3 separate regions of the Homo sapiens genome follow, and regions 1 and 2 are each linked to region 3. Evidence: chromatin contacts called from ENCODE Hi-C or POLR2A ChIA-PET data. All regions are on one chromosome and are shown on one strand. The core of a region is the stretch at or near the end of the contact, and the rest is flanking DNA. Distances in the headings are between cores, read along the strand shown.

Region 1 (4,462 bases), core at 12-2,511, 400 kb after region 3:
GCCCAGTGCCGTCCGCATCCCTGGGAGCACACAGTAATATTAAAAGTGGTGACTCCAGCCCAGTGGCAGGGCTGCACTTGCCCAGATGAGGATCGAAACTGGCGCTCAGAGAGGCGCGGGACCTGCTCAACGTCACACAGCAGAGCATGGCGGACACCCGCCACCCCACGTTTAAATGCTGTGCGCAAGGCTGGGGTCATCTGGTCCCCAAGCCCAGGGTCTGGTGGAAGGGCGCAGAACCACGGTGGTCAGTGACCACAGGGGCCGAGGTAGGAAAGGGGGAGGGATTTGGGAATCCGGTCAAGACTCAAGGCAGGAAGGGAGAAGAGCTCTGGACGCTGGGACAAGGAGGTCAAAGGCCTGGGGCTGGAGTCCGACGGAGCCAGAGGGGAAGACAAGACTGGGGGCGGCGCGCGCCACCCAGCGGTATCGGGAGGGAGGACCGGAGGGAGGGCTGGGCCGGACGCTCCTCTCGCGCACCGATCGACCTCGGGTTCCTGGAGGGGCGTCCCCGTGGGATCCCGGCTCCGTACATCCTGGAGCCCCTAGGGGAGGGACGGACCAGTGGGGGCCGGCGGGGCCTCATCAGACACCCCAACGCCAGGACCCAACGGGACCGAGGACGGTCGCCGGGCGCTTCACGGTTCGCGTGGTTTCAGGATCTCGGAGAACACAACCGGCAGGTCCTGCAGCTCCGCGCCCATCTCCCTCCCCGCGGCCACACCCCCGGCCACGGCCCGGCCCTGCCGGAAGCACAGTCCTCCTGGCCACGCCCCCCAGTCCTTCGTAGCAAAAGCTCCGGTCCAGGCCCCGCCCCCAGCCCGCCCCAACCTCGATTGCCTACTAGGCCCCGCCGCCCTTTGGCAGTAACGTCCGAGTCCGGCTCCCGCGCAGGCCCCGCCCCGCCCCGCCCCGCCGCCCTCCGTCCCTCCCATCCGGGGGACTCAACGCGTCCCACCGAGGCCCCGCCTTCAAACAGGCCCCGCCCCCTAACGGACCCCGTCCCACCGAGGACCCGCCTTCAAACAGGCCCCGCCCCCGAACAGACCCAGTCCCACCGAGGCCCCGTCTCCGGGAAGGCCCCGCCCACGAACAGACCCACCCCACTGAGGCCCCCCGACGCCGCTGCCGCTCTGCAGCCCCCCAGGCGGGACGCGTCGCGCGGGCTGCCCCTTCTCCCTCTCAGCTTTCGGAGGGACCCGGGCTGAGCGCCCCGCCCCGCCTCGCCCCGCCTCTTCCCTCGCCCGATCCCGCGCCCTCAGTGTCCCGGCCGCGCAGGACTTGACATGCTGCCCGACTGCCTGTCGGCCGAGGGCGAGCTGCGCTGCCGCCGGCTGCTGGCAGGGGCCACGGCCCGGCTCCGCGCGCGGCCCGCGTCGGCCGCGGTGCTCGTGCCGCTCTGCTCAGTGCGTGGGGTCCCGGCGCTGCTGTACACGCTGCGGTCCAGCCGCCTGACCGGGAGGCACAAGGGCGACGTCAGGTACAGCGGCCGGGAACTCCTCGCCCTTTGCCGGAGGCTACAGGAGCCCGGGGCTGGCAGGGACCTCTGGCAGGGCACTTAGCCCCTTCGAGCCTCGGTTTCCGCCTCCGTAAAATGGGTCTGGGGAGAGTCCCTCCGCCCAAGGGCTGCAGCGAGAGGTCAGCGATCCGTGTCCGTCGGCCCCGGTGCACCTGCCGGGGCGCCACGTCCTCGCCGCGTGGGCCCCTCGTACGCGTCCTTGCGCGCACGCCTGGGCCGGGACACCCCTTTGAGCTGTTTCCCGCTTAGAGGGCGGACGCCGCCCCCTGCCGGCGACTACGGAGAGGTTCGGGCCCCGCCCGGCGGGAATTAAGAACATCCTGAGGACAATGTCAGTGTTGCTGGGGCCACCATAGGCCGAATTTGGGTATCTGAGCCCCAGGATCTTCTTGCCCCTGCTGCAGACCCTCTTATCCTGCGCTGTCCCGGGCCTCTCTTCCTTATCCCCATTGCTCAGGGAGGTAAACTGGCCTCCAGAGGTCGCATGGCTTGCCTGGGGCCTCCCAGTAAACTAGGGGCAGAGGCAGGCGACACTTCGGTGGGCCAGTGGCCCCCCCCGCACTGCCGATACCCCGACCTCTCCGTGGCCCCAAGAGTCCAAGGACCAGACTCCTTGTGTCTGTTTAGTTTCCCAGGCGGCAAGTGCGACCCGGCTGACCAAGATGTGGTGCACACGGCCCTGCGGGAAACCCGGGAGGAGCTGGGCCTGGCAGTGCCCGAGGAGCACGTGTGGGGCCTGCTGCGGCCTGTGTATGATCCGGTAAGCCACTTGGCTGAGGCCACCCCACCCCATTCACTCACTCTGTGCCTGCCCTGGAGCTGGGCTACCAGGGACCAGGAGAGTGGTCATGGACCCCCACGGGCACAAAGTGTGGAAGGGTGCCCCTAACCTGCCTGGTCACATGCACCACCCCACACACCCCCTCGGGAAGGGATTGGGGAGGCTCTGGTGTCCTGAGTAGAGGTGGCCCAGGGCGATGGGGTGGGCCAGCTCCACTCAGTTTGGTGGATTAGGGTCAGGGAAGCTTCATGGGGTAGGCAGGGATTGAACCCAGGCTTGAATGCCAAGTGGGAGATTGTCCTAAGCAGAGGGAACAGGTCTAGTGCATTTGAGGGGACCTGAGTCAGTCAGCATGGCTGGAGGACACAGGCAGGTGGACCCGAACATGACTACCAAAGGCCTATGCATGGCAAAGGGGTCTTCCTCTCACACTCCCCTCCCCAGCCTTCAAACCCAGCGAAGGCCATGCTTCCCTGACCACCTGCCCTCTTCCCCAGCAAAAGGCCACCGTGGTGCCAGTGCTTGCTGGTGTAGGCCCACTGGATCCCCAGAGCCTCAGGCCCAACTCGGAGGAGGTGAGCTGGGGGATATGAGGGGGTTGGGCTGTTCCAGTCCTCTGTCTACCCTCTCTGCCTCCTGCCTGCAGGTAGATGAGGTGTTTGCACTGCCGCTGGCCCACCTGCTGCAGACGCAGAATCAGGGCTATACCCACTTCTGCCGGGGTGGCCACTTCCGCTACACACTACCCGTCTTCCTGCATGGACCACACCGGGTCTGGGGCCTCACAGCTGTCATCACTGAGTTTGCCCTGCAGCTGCTGGCACCTGGTACCTACCAGCCCCGCCTGGCCGGCCTGACCTGCTCAGGGGCTGAGGGTCTGGCCCGCCCTAAGCAGCCCCTGGCTTCACCCTGTCAGGCCAGCTCCACTCCAGGACTGAATAAAGGTCTTTGACAGCTCTAGAGCTCTTGCTTCTGCTGTACTGGGGCCTTGACCTTGGGCAGACCACTCCAGGTCGCTGGCTGGGGCTCCTCCTTCCAGTCACGCCATGCCCCACAGCAATGGACACTTCCTGGGTGCCAAGTACTTGGAGTCAATTCATCTCACCCTCACAACAGCCCATAAGGCAGGGCCAACACTGTCTCTGGCTGGTGAGACTGCTTTCAGGGAGGAGAGACACCTTGCCTAAGGGCCCCACGCTGGGATTGGAACCAGAGCTCTCAGACTCCACAGCCCAGACTCTTAGGCACTGCACTGCCCTGTCTCAGCCTGCACCTCCTGTTCTCTCTGCTGTGCCTGGCTGACGCTGTGCTGGGCTCCGGGATCCCAGAGAGGAGTAAGGCGCACCCATGCCCCTGGGTGTTACTGCAGGAGTCTAACATGCAGAGCCCCTGTGTGTGCCAGCTGCTGTGTGGGGGCCACAGCTGTGGACCGGTCAGATGCTCACCTGCCGTCCAGAGGGGGTGCTCAGTCTAGGGGAGACCTCAGACCAGGTCACACAGATAATCATGTGGTTCCACATTAATTAATCACAGATAATAGTGGAATTATATAAGACATCAACTAGGTAGACCAGGGTTCTGTGAAAGAGCTGAGGGAGCGGGTGGTCTGAGCTTGCCGTGGAGGATGGCTGGATCCAGGGGCTCGGGCTCCCCTCTTGCTGTGCTTTGCGCTGTGCTGGCCTCAGCCCCAAGGAGGTTGTCTGTAGTGCAGAGCGTGAGAGGTTGAGGAGAGGGCAGCAGCATCCATCAACAGAAAACACGGCCGCTCCTTCCCGGCCAGTCTAACCTAGAATTGCACTTCACTGGCCTGCCTTGAGTCACATGTCCTTCCCTGAGCCTGTCACATGGCCGGTTGTGTGTCCGGAATTGGTGGGTTCTTGGTCTCACTGACTTCAAGAATGAAGCCATGGACCCTCACAGTGAGTGTTACAGCTCTTAAGGTGGTGCGTCTGGAGTTTGTTTCTTCTGATGTTCGGATGTGTTTGGAGTTTCTTCCTTCTGGTGAGTTCGTGGTCTCGCTGGCTCAGGAGTGAAGCTACAGACCTTTGTGGTGAGTGTTACAGCTCATAAAAGCAGTGTGGACCCAAAGAGTGAGCAGTAGCAAGATGTATTGCAAAGAGCGAAAGAACAAAGCTTCCACAGTGTGGAAGGGGACCTGAGCG
Region 2 (4,183 bases), core at 852-3,351, 340 kb before region 3:
CTGCCCCGTTTCTTCTGGTGGAGTGGGTGCGTTGGGTTGGGGTGGGGCTGGGGACTCTGGATGTGTCTTAAGAGTCTGAGTGATTCTGACACAGCCAGGCCCTGCCCCCCTCCTGACCTTCGCCCCACAGGAAAGGGAGCCACACGCCTGAAGCGCCCAGCACACCCCCCTCCGTCCTCCCCAGGTCACCCGCTGGCCGTGTGAGCCGTGCTCCCCACTGCCCCTTCACCCACCCCAGCTCCTCCTGGCAGCACCCAGCCTTGGAAGCTACTTCTGATTACAACCGCCGAAGGAAGACTCGCTCCCTCGGCACTGACCCAGACAGCCTGCACCATCACGCTGCTCAGCACAACCCACACAGCCTTCCTCCAAACCCCATGGAGCGGGGAGTATAATCACCCCCTTTCTACCAACGGACAAACTGAAGCACAGAGAGGTTAAGTCACTTTCCTAAGCTCCCAACACGATGACAAAAAATAGAAGGTCAGCCCGCAAGTGGAACTAGGTGCTCCAAGTCCCCGGTCTGCCTGACACTGCACCTCCTCGCCGCCACGGTCCCGGGTCCGCCTGACGCTGCACCTCCTCGCCGCCACGGTCCCGGGTCTGCCTGACACTGCACCTCCTCAACACCACCACGGTCCCGGGTCTGCCTGACACTGCACCTCCTCACCACCACCACAGTCCCGGGTCTGCCTGACACTGCATTTCCTCATCACCACAGTCCCGGGTCTGCCTGACACTGCATTTCCTCATCACCACGGTCCCGGGTCTGCCTGACACTGCACCTCCTCACCGCCACGGTCCCGGGTCTGCCTGACACTGCACTTTCTCAACACCACTCCTTGGCCGGCTCCCAACTACAAACCAAGCCATGTCTTCCATCCTGAATCCTCTTGGCCTAAACATCACTCACAATGCCTCCCTCGGGAACAGGCACAAGTCCCACCAGCACAGCCTCCTTCGTTACCTGCGTTTCCGCTAGCCCAGGGCCAGCTCCAGAGCCCTCACCACAGAGCCTCTATCCTTCACCCCCGGACACTGGACCTCACCAACCCATAGCCTGGAGGAGATCCCTGTGTGACCCCAGGGCCTCCTCTGCCCGACTCTGAATTTCACTGCCCAACGTGACACCTCGGAAGGCTCTCTGGGCACTGGCAGCCCTCCATGGGCACCGCTCCTTCTGGCCAGCTCTGACATCCCGGCTGGTGAGGTGCCCTGCACGAGGCCTCTGCCCACTGGGACCTCACAGCCGTGCTGTCAGCTGCAACAAGCGACAGAATTTCACGTTTTCTTCACGTTGCCCCTGGGTGAGCAGCTCCAGGTAGTTTTCAGTCGAGGCGAGGCGTCCCGTCAGCAGCCAGGCGGCACAGCTAATTCATGCCCGCCGGGCGCACGGCCGCAATACCAATGGGCACCTGCAGCCTGGAAAGCCACAGAGGAACCGAGAACAGCGACTGTGCTCAGGTGACAGGACTGTGGTCTTTTAACAAAACATTTTCCTTTAACGTGATATTTTACGGCAAGGAATGAAACCTGGAGGGCAGGACATTTGGATACTAAAGCCCCAGGCTGCCGCGTGGTCTGCTTTGTGAAGTCTGAAGCCCGCGCCCCATTCTGGCCCCGCTCACAGGTCCGGCTCTGACTCACCAGCTTCAATGCTAGGCCGTGCCTGTCCTCCAACCAGAACATGACTTCCTTAAGGACAAAGCCGTTTCTCGCCCATCCCCATCTCCCTCTGGATTAAGAAATATGGGAAGATCTTCTAGAACCACCTCAAATTTGCAGAGAGCCATCCTGGTGACAAACCCTTGAAATGCTTCTAAGAAGAGTTTAGGTTTCTTCTCAACTCTAAAACCTCTAGAAAACTCTATTTCCACACCAGCTGCCCCTGGAACACTTCAGCTTCAAAAGGGCCCAGGGCAGGGAGACGGAGGAGCCAGCATCCACACCGAGCACCAGCCTGTTAATTAACGGGAAGCGGGTGGGGCCCATCTCCAGGCAGCTCTGAGGTCAGACTGGGGAACCATGCTTACAAAAAAAAGTGAACTGAAACGCTCACGTCCTCATGCAAAACCAGACTCCCAGTTGCATCTTTCTGTCTCATTGAGGAGCTTTTTCCTCCCTTTGACAGAACACCCTACACACGGCATCTGGAACCAAAGCAGAAAGATTCAGGCTCAGAGTAAAACAGTCCCCACACTGGCTGCATGTGGACGTTCCCGGCCCAGAGTCTCGCCCAAGCAGGGCCTATAAATGACACAAAATGTTTTTCTCCTGCGTGCCAGTCATGCTCCAACTGAGTTATGTGTAAAAGTGCCTCTCACGGCTGAGGGCAAAAACAGTTCCCACAAGACTAGAGAAAGGTGACCCCTGACGGCTGAGTCTCTAGGGAGCGTGGAGCTGCGTGCTCAGCCCTGCGGCCCTGACGGCTCTGGAATGGAAAAGCTATCCAACTGGAAGGGCAGGGCTCGCTGCTAGTCCAGCGGTCCAACCCCACAGGTGTCTGTGGTGTCAGCTCCATGCCACAGAGCCCAGGGCTGGGGCCAGAGCCACCAGGCCCCCTGCCAGCCTGCAGGGGCCTCCTCCTCTGGGTAGCCTAACCACCCCCTGTGAGCGCAGGCAGCCTCCTCTAATCACCACAGGGCCTGTCCCCCCCTCTCCCCCGCTTGCAGGAAAATGAGCCCTGAGGACTCCCCAGGGCTGCTCTGGGCCTGGACATGGAGACTGGGAATTACATTTGCAGAAGGAGCGCAATGCCCTTGAAGGGCTCAGCCACGAGCAGCCAGTCCCCAGGGCTCAGAAGGCCCAGCTGTTAGAACCCTGGGAGCCAGCAAAGAGCCAGGGGCTCCACCTAAGTCTATAGCCCCTGCCTCTTCTGGTTGGGAAAGAAATCAACGCCCCTTTACTGGCTCCCACTGACAGCCCACTCCCCCAGGTATGGGAGGATTCTGGGACGATGCAGGCAAACCTGGACCCTGAGTGAACCTGCCCCAGCTCTCACGGGCCTGGCACCAGCCACAGCACCTAAGGCGCCGGTCATGGTGACAACATGAAGGTGATAAGGGCATGGACAGTGGACATGGCAGCTGGACACTGGGCACCCACTGGATGCCAGGCACCCAGCACGGCTCCGTCACCCCTGGATGAGCAGTGGCCCTTTGCAAGCCAGGGTAGCCTGGGCAAGTTATTTGGGGGTCTCCAAGCTTGTCCAGCTGTGCGACTTCACTGAGCCATGAGTCTGGGATTTTATCAGGGCCCACACCCGTTCCTGGAACTCTGATACGTGAGGGAGCCACACAGGGACCCTTAACAAAAGCTCCCAGGGCAACATGTTCTCTTGCCTCAGTCTCCCAAATAGCTGGGATTACAGGCGCACGACTACCGCCCGGCTAATTTTTGTATTTTTAGTAGAGACAGGGTTTCACCATGTTGGCCAGGCTGGTCTTGAACCCCTGACCTCAAATGATCCTTCCACTGTTAGGGCAAGGCACCTGACAGGCACGACTGCACGATCTGCTTGTTGGGGGCTGTGTCCATTCCCCACTCCTTCGACAAATGTCCACACCCAGCCTTGCTTTGACACCCCAAGAACAGAGATGGTGACACCTGCTTCCTACATGCCCATTGCTCTCCCAAGGCAGACATCCCCAGCAGATGCAACACAGTGTTTAGGCAGACATCACCAATCGATGGTGGCAACAGACACCAGGCCCTGCTCCCTCTAACTCCAGTGGCCAGGCCCCAAGCCAGCTCTCACCTGCCCACTCCCAACCCACAGCAGCAAGACTCAGAAATGGCAAAAACACAAAGAGAACAGAAACGCCCCATAGCGGGAGGATGACTAAAAGACATGTCTTGATAAGATATTGTTCAGGCATAGGCCAGGCACAGTGGCTCATGCCTGTGATCCTAGAACTTTAGGAGGCTGAGGTAGGTGGATCACCTGAGGTTAGGAGTTCAAGACCAGCCTAGCCAACATGGTGAAACCCCATCTCTACTAAACATACAAAAATTAGCCAGACATAGTAGCGGGCGCCTGTAATCCCAGCTGCTTGGGAGGCTGAGGCAGGAGAATTGCTTGAACCTGGGAGGTGGAAGCTGCTGTGAGCCACTGTACTCCAACCTGGACAACAGAGCAAGACTCTGTCTCAAAAAAAAAAAAAAAAAAAGATATCCTTCACTA
Region 3 (2,790 bases), core at 291-2,790:
CTGATTCAGCTTGGCTGAGCTACAATTCAGTTTCTGTGGACCCCAAGTTCTGCCTCACCTAAGAAACCTTTTAAATCCATCCTTCCTTTCTCCCTCCCAGAGATCCTGTTTCCCACCTTTCTGCTCCTCCCTTCATCCTCCCCAAATCTAACCAAAAACAACATTACCAGCCCCCGCCAGCATGCACTGAGAGCGAACTTTGTTAGCTCTCCTCCCCCAGGAACCGTGCCCAGGGGTGGAAAGCGCTGCCATCCTATCCTTACAAGGACTCCACGAGGGAGGCACAAATAAGGCGCTGGGACTCAGTTTGTTGAGTGACTCGCTAGGGCTGGGTGTGGTGGCTCACGCCTGTAATCCCAGCACTTTGGGAGGCTGAGGCAGGTGGATCACCTGAGGTCAGGAGTTTGAGACCAGCCTGGCTAACATGGTGGAACCCCGTCCCTACCAAAAAATACAGAAATTAGCCAGGTGTGGTGGTGGGCACTTATAATCCCAGCTACTCGGGAGGTTGAGGTAGGAGAATCGCTTGAACCCAGGAGGCAGAAGTTGCAGTGAGCCCAGACTGCACCACTGCCCTCCAACCTGGGCGACAGAGTGAGACCTTGTCTCAAAAAAAAGATAAAAAAGTGACTTGTCGGAAGTCACACGATAAGGAGGTGGGCCGAGGATCGGAACCCAGCCCTGCCCTGCTGGAAACTCTTCAAGGCCTGAACAGTCCTCGGTACCACATTCCTTTCCCCAGCTTCAAGGCCCTCCTGGAACTGTCCCCCAGCCTGCCGCGTGACCTTGGGCAGATGATGTGACCTGACCTCCGTCTTCTCACCTATGAAGTGGGTTGGGGGCGGTTGGTCTTGGGAATTAGGGGAGCCCGTACATGCCAAGGGCACCCCAGAGCCCGGCACTTAGCCGGCGCTCATAAGAGCTCATCCCACGACCTGTGAACCCCCTAACAGGCCCACTCCTTTGGATCACTGACTGCAGTTCCAGGGACCCAACCCAGCACCTTCCCCACCTTCCCAGTGATCTCCGACCCTAACTAGGCCGGTGGCGCAGAGCGGGCGGCGCATGCGCCCTGAGAGCCGGCTCCCCGCTGCACCTGAAGGACACGGAGGCCGCGGATCCTGAGTGAGCCGAGGGGAAGCCCAGGCGCAGAGCTGGCGGCGCCAACGGGGACACCACACTCGCCCCCGACGCCACGCTGCCCAAGCCCGACTTTCACGGCCAAAACGTGAACACCCACCTTGAAGCGCCGCCGCTACTTGCCTTGCCAAGCAGGCCAGTCAATCGGGAGGCGGAGGCTACACTGTAGGACGCTGCCATTGGGCCAGCGGGTTCCCCCTTTTCTGTATTGATGCTTCATGGTGTGGTCTGATTGGCCAGCAAGGCTGCTGAAAGAGGCGGGATTCAGAAATATCTTTCTTTTGATTGGCTAGGAGAGACCGGCGCTTGAAGTTTGTAGGGGGCCGCCATGTTGGTTTGGGGAGGCCAATAAGTGAAGACCTCCGAGCCGCTGGAGGCGGGACATCCGGGGCGTGGTTTAGAAAGAGTGCTTTCGCCGTGGGTGCAGAGGGTGGGCCCGCCGGGTTGGGTGGGGGGCGTGTGATGACGGTAATGGCGACGAGATGCTCAACTCACGCGGCCTCTTTTAATCCTCACAGCAGCTCTGCGTGGAGAAACTACAGTAACGTGTTACCACGTTAAGGCGGGAAGCTGAGGCATGGGAGTATTTAGTAACGTTCCCGGGCCGTAGAGCTGCGGTGTGCGGCCGCCTGATCCACCTGATCTGTATGACTCCCGTACTCAACCAGCCTATGTTTCCTACCAGCGAATTTTTTTTTTTTTTTTTTTTTTTTTCTTTTTTTGAGACAATCTGGCTCTGTGGCTCAGGCTGGAATGCAGTGGTGCGATCTCGGCTCACTGCAGCCTCGACCTCCCAGGCTCGGGTGATCCTCACTTCTCAGCCTCCCGAGCAGCTGGAACCACAGTCGCCTGCCACCACCAGGCTCGGCTAATTTTTGTATTTTTTGTAGAGACGGGGTCTCGCCATGTTGCCCAGGCTGGTCTGGAACTCCTGGACTCAGGCGATCCTCCTGCCTCGGCCTGCCAAAGTGCTGGGATTACAGGCGTGAGCCACCACGCCGGGCCTTTCCCCGGGAATGCTGTGGTAGAGGGACCCGCAGAGGCCCCGAGGCTGCCTGCATGTGTGTGTTGGGAGGATCTGCGCTGAGGGTAGGTAGGAGTTGGGCAGGCCAGGACAGGAAGGAGGCAGAGGGCATGTCCCATGCCCGTGCAGAGGGAGGACACGCATGGTAGACCAGGACGAGGACAAGGGCAGGCTCAGTGTGTGCAAAGGGGACAGTGGTTTGGGATTTGCATGCAGATGCCCGAGCCTCCAAAGGACCTGTGGGCCACAGGGAGACCCTGGGGGAGTTCAAGCTGAGGAGTGGAGAGGGCTTTGGGCTGGTCAGCAGGTGCTCAGAGGAGAGGGGCTGGCCCTAGAGAGAAGGGAGGTCTTGGGATGGTGGCCCACACCTGACCCTGGCCCTTCATCAGGTGATTCCTGCGTGGATGCCTGCGGGGATTCCTGCGTGGATTGGGGAAGTCCTGCAGCATTACAGAATTGTTACCCAACGCCAGGGCCTTGGTCCAGAGTCCTGTTGCTAGATGCACAGAAAGCAAATCACTGAGATGTAAGTATTGCCAGGGAAGAAGGCTTTATTCAGGTGACATCAGCCAGAGAGACAGGAGACGAAACTCAGGTCCACCCCTGTCCCTCTTCCCGACTAAAGT

Evidence for each region. Hi-C counts contacts between places; a loop is a spot of excess contacts on that map. ChIA-PET counts read pairs that join two places held with the same protein, here RNA polymerase II (POLR2A). Pooled maps may share reads with other maps.
Region 1: a loop to region 3 is called in a pooled map, with 21 times the contacts of the local background. The contact joins the promoter of NUDT8 here to the promoter of GLTC1 in region 3. A Hi-C loop is called at or near these places in 9 of 50 pooled maps. POLR2A ChIA-PET finds 5 or more read pairs at or near these places in 3 of 52 experiments (PC-9, WTC11 and activated CD4-positive, alpha-beta T cell).
Region 2: a map with no recorded cell type shows a loop between it and region 3 (5-fold over the local background). The contact joins the enhancer-like site here to the promoter of GLTC1 in region 3. A Hi-C loop is called at or near these places in 3 of 37 single-sample maps with no recorded cell type and 5 of 50 pooled maps. POLR2A ChIA-PET finds 5 or more read pairs at or near these places in 3 of 52 experiments (BJ, GM12878 and H1).

What each region holds. Positions count from the first base shown.
Region 1 is chr11:67,626,736-67,631,197 of GRCh38, reverse strand. It overlaps NUDT8 (nudix hydrolase 8), which reads left to right and starts at 1,261. Exons shown (of 4, transcript NM_001243750.2): 1 at 1,261-1,480; 2 at 2,147-2,279; 3 at 2,798-2,875; 4 at 2,947-3,260. The coding sequence starts at 1,287. The coding sequence ends at 3,252. It overlaps LOC124902696 (a long non-coding RNA gene), which reads right to left. Exons shown (of 2, transcript XR_007062741.1): 2 at 3,805-4,462. RefSeq lists silencers at 339-508, 629-1,418, 1,709-1,858, 2,426-2,720.
Region 2 is chr11:68,368,834-68,373,016 of GRCh38, reverse strand. All of the region lies in intron 5 of LRP5 (LDL receptor related protein 5), which reads right to left. Among named protein-coding and RNA genes, the nearest start is that of LRP5, 58 kb to the right of the region's middle. RefSeq lists an enhancer at 1,733-1,782. Within about 2 kb of position 2,101, at least 17 of the 41 ENCODE cell types and tissues checked have a DNase peak (open chromatin) inside an H3K27ac peak, as active enhancers do; they include GM12878, where a contact is called at or near this core.
Region 3 is chr11:68,029,184-68,031,973 of GRCh38, reverse strand. GLTC1 (glycolysis associated regulator of LDHA post-transcriptional modification 1) reads left to right here and starts at 1,540. Exons shown (of 4, transcript NR_197583.1): 1 at 1,540-1,681; 2 at 2,554-2,690. It overlaps ALDH3B1 (aldehyde dehydrogenase 3 family member B1), which reads right to left. Exons shown (of 10, transcript NM_000694.4): 10 at 2,698-2,790. NDUFS8 (NADH:ubiquinone oxidoreductase core subunit S8) reads right to left here and starts at 1,293. Exons shown (of 7, transcript NM_002496.4): 1 at 1,241-1,293. RefSeq lists enhancers at 1,087-1,266, 1,258-1,552.